3 separate regions of the Homo sapiens genome follow, and all the other regions are linked to region 1. Evidence: chromatin contacts called from ENCODE Hi-C or POLR2A ChIA-PET data. All regions are on one chromosome and are shown on one strand. Each heading gives the region's core, a stretch centred on a gene start or an enhancer-like site at or near the end of the contact. The rest is flanking DNA. Distances are from core to core; before and after follow the strand shown.

What was found. Hi-C counts contacts between places; a loop is a spot of excess contacts on that map. ChIA-PET counts read pairs that join two places held with the same protein, here RNA polymerase II (POLR2A). Pooled maps may share reads with other maps.
Region 2: a loop to region 1 is called in a map of heart left ventricle, with 2.3 times the contacts of the local background. The contact joins two enhancer-like sites. A Hi-C loop is called at or near these places in 2 of 168 maps with a recorded cell type or tissue (both heart left ventricle) and 1 of 50 pooled maps. POLR2A ChIA-PET finds 5 or more read pairs at or near these places in 2 of 52 experiments (MCF 10A and activated T-cell).
Region 3: a map of G401 shows a loop between it and region 1 (10-fold over the local background). The contact joins two enhancer-like sites. A Hi-C loop is called at or near these places in 3 of 168 maps with a recorded cell type or tissue (G401, HCT116 and endothelial cell of umbilical vein). POLR2A ChIA-PET finds 5 or more read pairs at or near these places in 4 of 52 experiments (A549, HepG2, IMR-90 and 1 more).

Annotation. Positions count from the first base shown.
Region 1 is chr3:30,400,811-30,403,527 of GRCh38, forward strand. The region is part of intron 4 of LOC101927995 (a long non-coding RNA gene); the gene reads left to right. Among named protein-coding and RNA genes, the nearest start is that of LINC01985, 120 kb to the right of the region's middle. Within about 2 kb of position 1,384, at least 2 of the 41 ENCODE cell types and tissues checked have a DNase peak (open chromatin) inside an H3K27ac peak, as active enhancers do.
Region 2 is chr3:30,352,864-30,355,580 of GRCh38, forward strand. It overlaps a transcript of LOC101927995 not described here. Among named protein-coding and RNA genes, the nearest start is that of LINC01985, 160 kb to the right of the region's middle. RefSeq lists a silencer at 2,134-2,428. Within about 2 kb of position 1,353, at least 12 of the 41 ENCODE cell types and tissues checked have a DNase peak (open chromatin) inside an H3K27ac peak, as active enhancers do.
Region 3 is chr3:30,439,714-30,442,430 of GRCh38, forward strand. All of the region lies in intron 4 of LOC101927995 (a long non-coding RNA gene), which reads left to right. LOC105377013 (a long non-coding RNA gene) reads right to left here. Exons shown (of 4, transcript XR_940683.2): 3 at 1,294-1,441. Among named protein-coding and RNA genes, the nearest start is that of LINC01985, 78 kb to the right of the region's middle. RefSeq lists a silencer at 1,264-1,558. Within about 2 kb of position 1,323, at least 10 of the 41 ENCODE cell types and tissues checked have a DNase peak (open chromatin) inside an H3K27ac peak, as active enhancers do.

The sequences.
Region 1 (2,717 bases), core at 134-2,633:
TTGAATCCTTCCTTCAAGGTATCCTTCTGCAAGAACTTAAACTAAGATAGAGGGACAGAAAATATTTAGAGCAATGAGACAGTCTGTCACAAAAAAATACAAAGGCTTCTTGTAATAATTAGCAGTCTTTGCCAGAAATTCTATCACAAAAACTGACCCATCCTCTCCATGCTTCTGCCCTCAAATTTATTTATCTCTTGGTCAGACCAGAAATGTTGTTTCCCAGAAGGGATAAGGACTCCTATAATAGATTATTTGCTTTCACTTCTGGACCACAGGAAGCAAGTGCAGTCATATACTCTAAACAGACTTTACTGCCCTGCCTTTCACAGGACCTCAAGCACGTTTACACACAGTTGCTCTCTGCTCCCCGATACTGGTGCTGTCTCTATCATGAGGGGATGTGTGACAGTATGTGCATACAATTCTATTTCGATGACTGTCTCCCTGACTTCCCTCTTCTGTCTATGAAGATCACCTTGTCAATGCTATTTTGCATGAAACAAGCCTCACATATATGCAAAGCGCTTTCTCTGTACACATATACAAATTAAAGCAGAGATATAATATTGTTTTCTCTTTTCTTTTTGAATCCAAAAGAAACAAGACAAAGACTAAAAATCTCTTCATTTTTTTTTCTCTCTCTCTCACACAGAGACTATACATACACTTATATATCAAGGAGCCAGTTTGATACTCATCGCTTGAAATACTTTGAGATAAACAAGTGTGATAGCCCACAATTTAGTACCATGTATTTTATAGGACAATGTAAACTACAAGTGAATGTCTTTCTTATGCTATATTTTCTTCTGTTTAGGAAGGAAATAAACAGAAAGAGATTTTCTTTCTATTTTGAAGGAAAACTAAAACAAAAGGAAAAACATCCTAGGCAATGCCGTTCAGAAACCAGGATTTGTTTATGAAATGTTTTAAAATCCATTAGTTTTAAAAGATTGATATGACCTATAATTGTCCTGTAATCGAATAAGGATAAGATCATAGCAACTACGAAACAGAAAGCAGAAAACCTGTGCTAACTGTGATCACTACATATAAGCTCAAAAATGTTTGTAGCTGTAATAAACTAGGTGAATGCTAAAATGTTCTTGTTTTCTAATGAAAAAAAGAATACTTTTTCATCTAAAGAAAAAGATTTTACCTATTTGTATACTGTTTTCCATTTTCTTTCTTGTCATTGTCTAGAAGGATGCAGGAGAGAGGCCTTTTGTCATGAGGCATCCATGATGCAGATGCTGATCCTATGTCAAATGTTTAGGTGTTACTTTCTGCACATGAAGAGGAGTGCAATGATTCATCATCTACCAGTCCAGAACAAGCTTGAGGCTACAGGGAGCAGCCTGTGCTTTCATTTGCACATGACCCCAGTGAAGCCAGGAGCTAGTTATTATTTCCTTGAAGAGATATCCTCAGGGGCAAAAAGTTAATAGATTTCACATGCAAGGGATATTTGTGGATTGAGGACACAGAGCTAGAGCTGACAGAATCTAGATATTAAAAACTATTACATCTGTTACATTAGGGTTACCAGTCTAGGAATCTAAGGTAAAATTAACAATTAAAGAACTGGATGCTTTGGCATAAGATTGGCAACATTTTAATTGTACTAAGTAAAGACATTAAGAAAAACCAACCTACAAACACTACTTATTAGCACTACTATTTTTAGAAAGTAGGACATTTGAATTCGTTCCCCAGATGACTACAAATTGGTTTATAAGAAACCACCAGTATGGTCCTTGTTTTCCTCCAGATTGAAATCCTTAGGCTGGTGAACACTGTGTGGTAACCCTGCTCCAGTCCAAGAATGGGCATTAGGGAACTGCTGCTTGAGGGAGCCCACTGAAGAGCTGCTGTCTCCTTGCAGGGTCTTAATTTTTTTTTTTTTTTTAAGTTTTCTAAAGGCAACTACTATATTTTTAATTTATTTTACTTTTCAACTTTCATTTTAAATTCAGGGTGTACAAGTGCAAGTTTGTTACATGAGTAAATTGCATGTCACTGGGGTTTGGTGTACAAATAATTTCATCATCCAGGTAGCAAGTATAGTCCCCAGTGGGTAGTTTTTGACCCTCACCTTTGTCCCACCCTCCAACCTCAAGTAGGTCCCAGTGTCTGTTCTCCTCTTTGTGTTCTTGAGTTCGTATCATTTAGCTCCCATGTATAAGTAAGAATATGAAGTATTTAGTTTTATGTTCCCCTGTTAATTTTTGCAGGGCTTTCAATGACCTTTGGATGGCATGCACTTCAGCCCAAAGCCTTGGGCTGATTCTTACCTGAACCACACAAATTTTCTAGCTGCTAAATTGTTTGGCAATAGATTTCCCTGATAGATTTATAGGACTCCATGTTCTAATGCCAAAGATGTCTCCTGTCACATAATTCTTGAACTGTCTGTTCACAGAAGTCTGCACGTGGATGCACAGAATGAATGAGAACAAATTCACTGGGCAAAGAGTTTTGCTACAAACAATTGCAAAAGTTTAGATAAACTTGTTGGACCATATTCCTAACTGATTCTCTCTCTCTCTCTGCTAAACAGAACATATATTTAAAATATAGACAGTCTTTTCTCTTTTAGAAAAACTTGAGCCAAAGATAAAGTGAGGGGAATTGCTATTTGGTAAAACACTTTCCTGGAGGACAATGCGGTGTATATTATCCAGCTCAGTTTAATTTTTCTGACTCAAGAACTC
Region 2 (2,717 bases), core at 103-2,602, 48 kb before region 1:
CAAACATTCAGGCAGGATGCCTCAAAAAAGTGTGTATGAGAAACTGTTACCATGGGAGTGAGGAAGGAAGAATTTGGCTCCTTCCCATCTCCTGTTTCATTGGTCCAAGTTTGCCCCATTAGAAGTTAACTTCTCTGTGCTTCTAAGTTGTATGATCCGGTCCTTTTGATTATGCCAGATTCCCTGGCCCAAAGTGCCTTTTTTGACTCTACTTTAAAAATGGGAGTAAAAGACAGAAATTCCAGGTGTCTGACTGGTAGGACTATTTGCACAGTGGCAGCCAAGAACAGTGCCAGTGAATGCTTGACCCCAGGTGGTAGAAATTACCATGGACACATCTAAATGGAATCAGTCAGCAAATGAAGTTCAGGGGTAGTTTTATTGAGGAAGTCCAAGGCAGGGGTCAGCCAGTCACAGCCCTCAGATCTGATCTAGCATGCCTCCTGTTTTTGTGTACCCCATGAGCTAAGAATAACTTTACACTTTTAAAGGGCCAAAAAAATCCAAAGAAGAATAATATTTTTTTTATTATGTTAAAGTCGGGCCTGGTTTTTTTTTTATTATTATACTTTAAGTTCTAGGGTACATGTGCACAACATGCAGGTTTGTTCATAGGTATACATGTGCCATGTTGGTTTGCTGCACCCATCAACTCGTCATTTACATTAGGTATTTAGAAGAATAATATTTTATGATACATACAAATTATATAAAATTCTAGTAAACCAGTGTCCATAAATAAAGTTTTATTGGAACACAGCCGTGCTCATTCATATATGTAGTGTCTGTGGCTGCTCTCAAGCCACAGAGCTGAGTAGCCCCAGAAGAGACCAGAGACCATATGGCCTGCAAAACATAGAATATTTAGGAGCAAGTCTTTTACAGAAAAAGCTTGCCAACCTTTGGCCTAAGGAATCCTAATAAGTGTATCTGAATCAAGAAGCAAAATGAAACATTCTCAGCAAAAATACAACAGGACTATATCACTTGAGAATTATGTTAAAAGCTGTAATTTTCACATGCCTACACATGCCTGCATAACTGTAAATGTGATCACACTCACAGGTTTATCCCTCTGAAGAGCCTTCCATGGTTACAGTTCCATGATCTATTTATAGAATCACCTACAAAAAGGCAAAATCACTTTTATGGCTTTAATCCCAATAGCAATAGTGCAACTCTATTCCCAGATGAAAATAATCTCAGAGCACTATTCTTGTATACAACAGGGCAAGAAAGAGAGTTAATATTATTGGTTTATTAAATATCAAATTCAAGTCATAAGTTTTGAATTTTAAAAACCTACTTGGGGAAAAATACACACACACAGAGAAACCACAGCCCTGAGCCTCTTCCTGACATGTGCATTAGCAGGTATACCACTTCCTGTGGTTATCATTTGAGGTGAGTTAAAGGTCCACAGTGTACCAGCTCTGTGCAAGATGAAGGATGCAGAGCCATGCTCATAATAGGCCCAGTTTTGTTGACAGCTAGAACCAGGAGGCAGTCCCTGTGACTGACTATATTAAGAACTCTGTGCAAAGAAATTTAGAGGATCTCTTTTATTTTGGGATTAACTACGTTCTGTTTATTCATTCACTCCAAAAGCACCCACTGTGATCCTGTTATGTACTAGGCACTAGGTGAGATGCTAAAGATTCTTACACAAATAGGACACAGTTCCTGCCTTGGCACTCAGATATTATCAAGAAACACCCCAGCCCCCATTGCCTGGACACTGTAAACTATGTATTCCCTCCAAGAATAGTCCTCTCTGGGGACCAAACCTCCCAGTGGAAAAGCATCAAACTATTCTTGGCTTCACTTCCCAAGGCCAGCCTGACCTTTCACGGCAACTAGAGAGCATGAGTTGCCAGAGTCATGAAAGTCTCTCCCAGTCTATGTGCCCCTGAGCCAGGCTTGTGCAGGGGCTGTTTTCCTAAGAGGGAGCTCAGCCCAGGCTCCCAGGGTTCCAGGAGGCCTCCACTGCAGTTATTGAGGTAGTCAGTTGGCCTTTCAGCAGCAGATCTACTTTCTGAGAACCAATTGTTCTTTCAGCACTTCAAAAAGGAGGTTTTGCTTGGGAGTCTTTAAGCACTTGGAGATAGGAAGCTGGAGTTTAATTTTTTTATGTGCTTTATGAGCAGCGAGGACTGAGAGGGATTCGCTTTAACTTGACTAGGCGTGGGGAGGGGTCTCTTTGAAACAGCCACTTGACAGCAGCCGTGTATACGATTAAATGTTCTCAGTAGAGAATCCCAAGGAACAATGGTTTTGAATGTAGTTACATATGAGGCAGCACGGTGTGGTGGAACACACAATAAACGCTAAATGCTCTTTGATTACTTTCCATCATTCTTGGCCATGCTCCAAGTGAAATGTGAATCTTTATTTGCACAGCTCTGTTCTAAAGGTTCATGAGAGCTGTGTGTAGGTCTTGGTGAACTGGAGTAAGATTTATTTCATCTGGTATCCTTTAAAACACTGAAAGCATTTTATCTTATTATAAGAATTTCACAAAGATATGATGGTAAGGGAGAGCACTTGATGGTATTGAAGACGTTTATCAATTATTTCTAGCAAACAAATCCTATCTTCAGTCATTTGCCAGTGTCTTAGGTGTAACTGGATAAGTCTGGGCCACCCTGGGCTTTAGTGTTGCTATTTCTAAAATGACAAGGAAGGACAAGCTGCCCCTTCATAAATTTCTGCATGCT
Region 3 (2,717 bases), core at 73-2,572, 39 kb after region 1:
CCTGTAATCCCAGCACTTTGGGAGGCTGAAGCGGGTGGATCTCGAGGTCAGGAGTTCAAGACCAGCCTGGCCAAAATAGTGAAACCCGTCTTTACTAAAATACAAAAAATTAGCCAGGCATGGTGGTGTGCCCCTGAAATCCCAGCTACTTGGGAGGCTGAGGCAGGGGAATCGCTTGAACCTGGGAGGTGCAGGTTGCAGTGAGCTGAGGTCGCACTACTGTAATCCAGCCTGGTGACAGAGCGAGACTCCGTCAAAAAGAAAATAAAAAGAAGTAAACTTATTTGCCTCTTTCTACAATTGGTACCTTTCTACAACAGAATGACTTTTTAAATTTCCAAAGTAATGGCCATTTATCGGCCAAGAAGTGAAATTAATAAAAAAGTAAATGGTTTGGCACATCCTCTCCTTTCCTGGTACTCAACCTCTTTTAACTGCAGTGAAGTCTCATTTGCTTAGGGAGTAGGAGATCAGCCTTACGGTTCCCAACTGCCTATTGGGTCAAGGCCATTTAAAAGGCAGATGGCAGCCAAGGCAAACAATTCAATACTCCTCAAGCATACTTTTCATTTGAAGTATTAGCCAGATTTCTTGTTTTCTTTCCAATGGACTTTCACAAAATCTGATTCTGATTACTAATTGATGAGAGACTATTGAGGTTTGGCCTTTGTTTCTCAGCCTTGCTCCTGACTGTCCAATCTACTGTTGTAAAGCATGCCATTTCACATTCTTGAAATTTTATTCTCTTCTATCTGTAAAATGAGTGGCAGTTCTCTAGTCCCCAGGAATGATTCATTCATCCTGGTGTGTTGACTCTCACATCATTATTTACTATCTATACAAATAAAAGGATTCAAAGAGAAATTACGTATTGCACAAATAATAAACTTGAAAAATTAATAAACAAAAACATGTAGCTGAGAACATCTGTTTACATTTCTCTTTGGGGCCTTAATAAAGAAGCAAGAAAATAAATAAGAATTATAAATTATTTCCGTCATAACTTCAACAGTAGGTGGCAATAAAAAAAACCTATATTTTCTAAAACTTGTGTATCCTATAGTATTTGTTGAATCTCCACCTCTTGGTCCTGGAATCATAGAGCCCTTTTTCCCTTATGTGAAATTAACATTGTTGAATCCAAATACACTGTGTGGGCAGGGGTCTTGTTCCTGTACCTTGCAAAGTTACTGAGGCCAAGCTCTGTGTTTGGACAAAACTAACAATACTTTCTAGAATTTTAAAACCCCTGACTACTTACGGTTGTGTTCTAAACATAGCATTCACACCAACCTGCTGTGGAAAGCACACAAAGTTCTTGGCAAAGCTGGATTTGCAGGAGTTGGAACAGCAGTGTGGTTTATCAGCAGGTTGAAAGAAAGAGACTTGACGATTGTGCTCTGCTTCTCACTCCTTCCCCAGGAATGTCTTTGTTATGACCCTGTGGGTTATGGCAAATGTAATTTCTGTCACCAGAGAAAAGGAAAGCAAGGAAAGGTGCCAGGAAAGAGAGACGGACATTTTTTAAAAATACCTATTATGAACCAGGCTCTGTGCTAGATAATGGAGACACAAAGGTGAATTATGGACACGTTTGCAACTTTGAATTGAATTATGGACAGGTTTGCAACTTTGACTCTGATGGAGGAGGCATATGTGTTCATAACAATTACAAGAGGGTGTGATACGTTTTATTAGAGCTGGAAGGTGACTTCGTTTTGTTCTCCCAATCATATTGAAGGGAAAACCCCATAGCACAGCCGTTAAAACCATGAGCTGCAAGCTCAAATTGACATGAAGCTTTAATACCAGCTCTGTCACTGGCTACATGTGTGCCTTTTCATAATTACTACTATTATCAAATCCCTCTTGAGTTTCAGTATCTTTATCTGTAGCACAGGGTTGGGGTGGAGAAGGGTGTAGCAATGGGGGATTATCATAAGAACTAAACCAAATAATACAGGCAGATATGTACTTAGGGCTTAGAAGACAGTAAGACTTAATAAAAATTATTTTCTCCTTTCATTATCCTTCCCATTTCACCAGTGAAAAATCAGGCCCAGGTATCTGTGCCTTGCCTAGGTTTGCAGGAGCTGATGAGAACAAAGGCAAAACTTGAACTCACATCTGATATGGAGCTCAATGCCTTTCCCTGGGCACAAGAGATGAAATTGTTGAAGCGACTCTGTCATGTTGTATGACCAGAGAGATGCACTGCTGTGTTCCAATGTTTTCCCTCTCCACATTTATCACTGACATTTGAAACTTCTTCTTTTCCTCACTTTGGAGATTACAGACGTTCCTAAATATCACAGACTGTCTTCCATTGACTCTCTTTTAAATCTGCTCACAGAAGAGCAAGATTTAAGTTTGTCCCTACCCTAAGGAAGGCCTAGTGAATCAGAGAATAACACGTTTTTTTCCTTCCATCCACATTCCATATGCCAAGAGATCCAGCATGTGAAATCCCATTGAAAATTCGCTTTCTCAGTCATTCAATAATCCAAATAGCTTTTTTTTCAGTATTTGTTTATGTGACAGGCACTGTATTAAAGGTTAGGGTTATAGCTGGAAAAGATAAAATCCTTGCCCTCAGAGAGCTTATATTCTGTTAAGGAAGTAAAAAATAAACATGGAAGCAAATAAATATATTCTGTATTTTTAAGCAGTAAAAAGTGCTGTAAAGAAAATAAGGCAAGGTAGTAAGATGAAGGGTG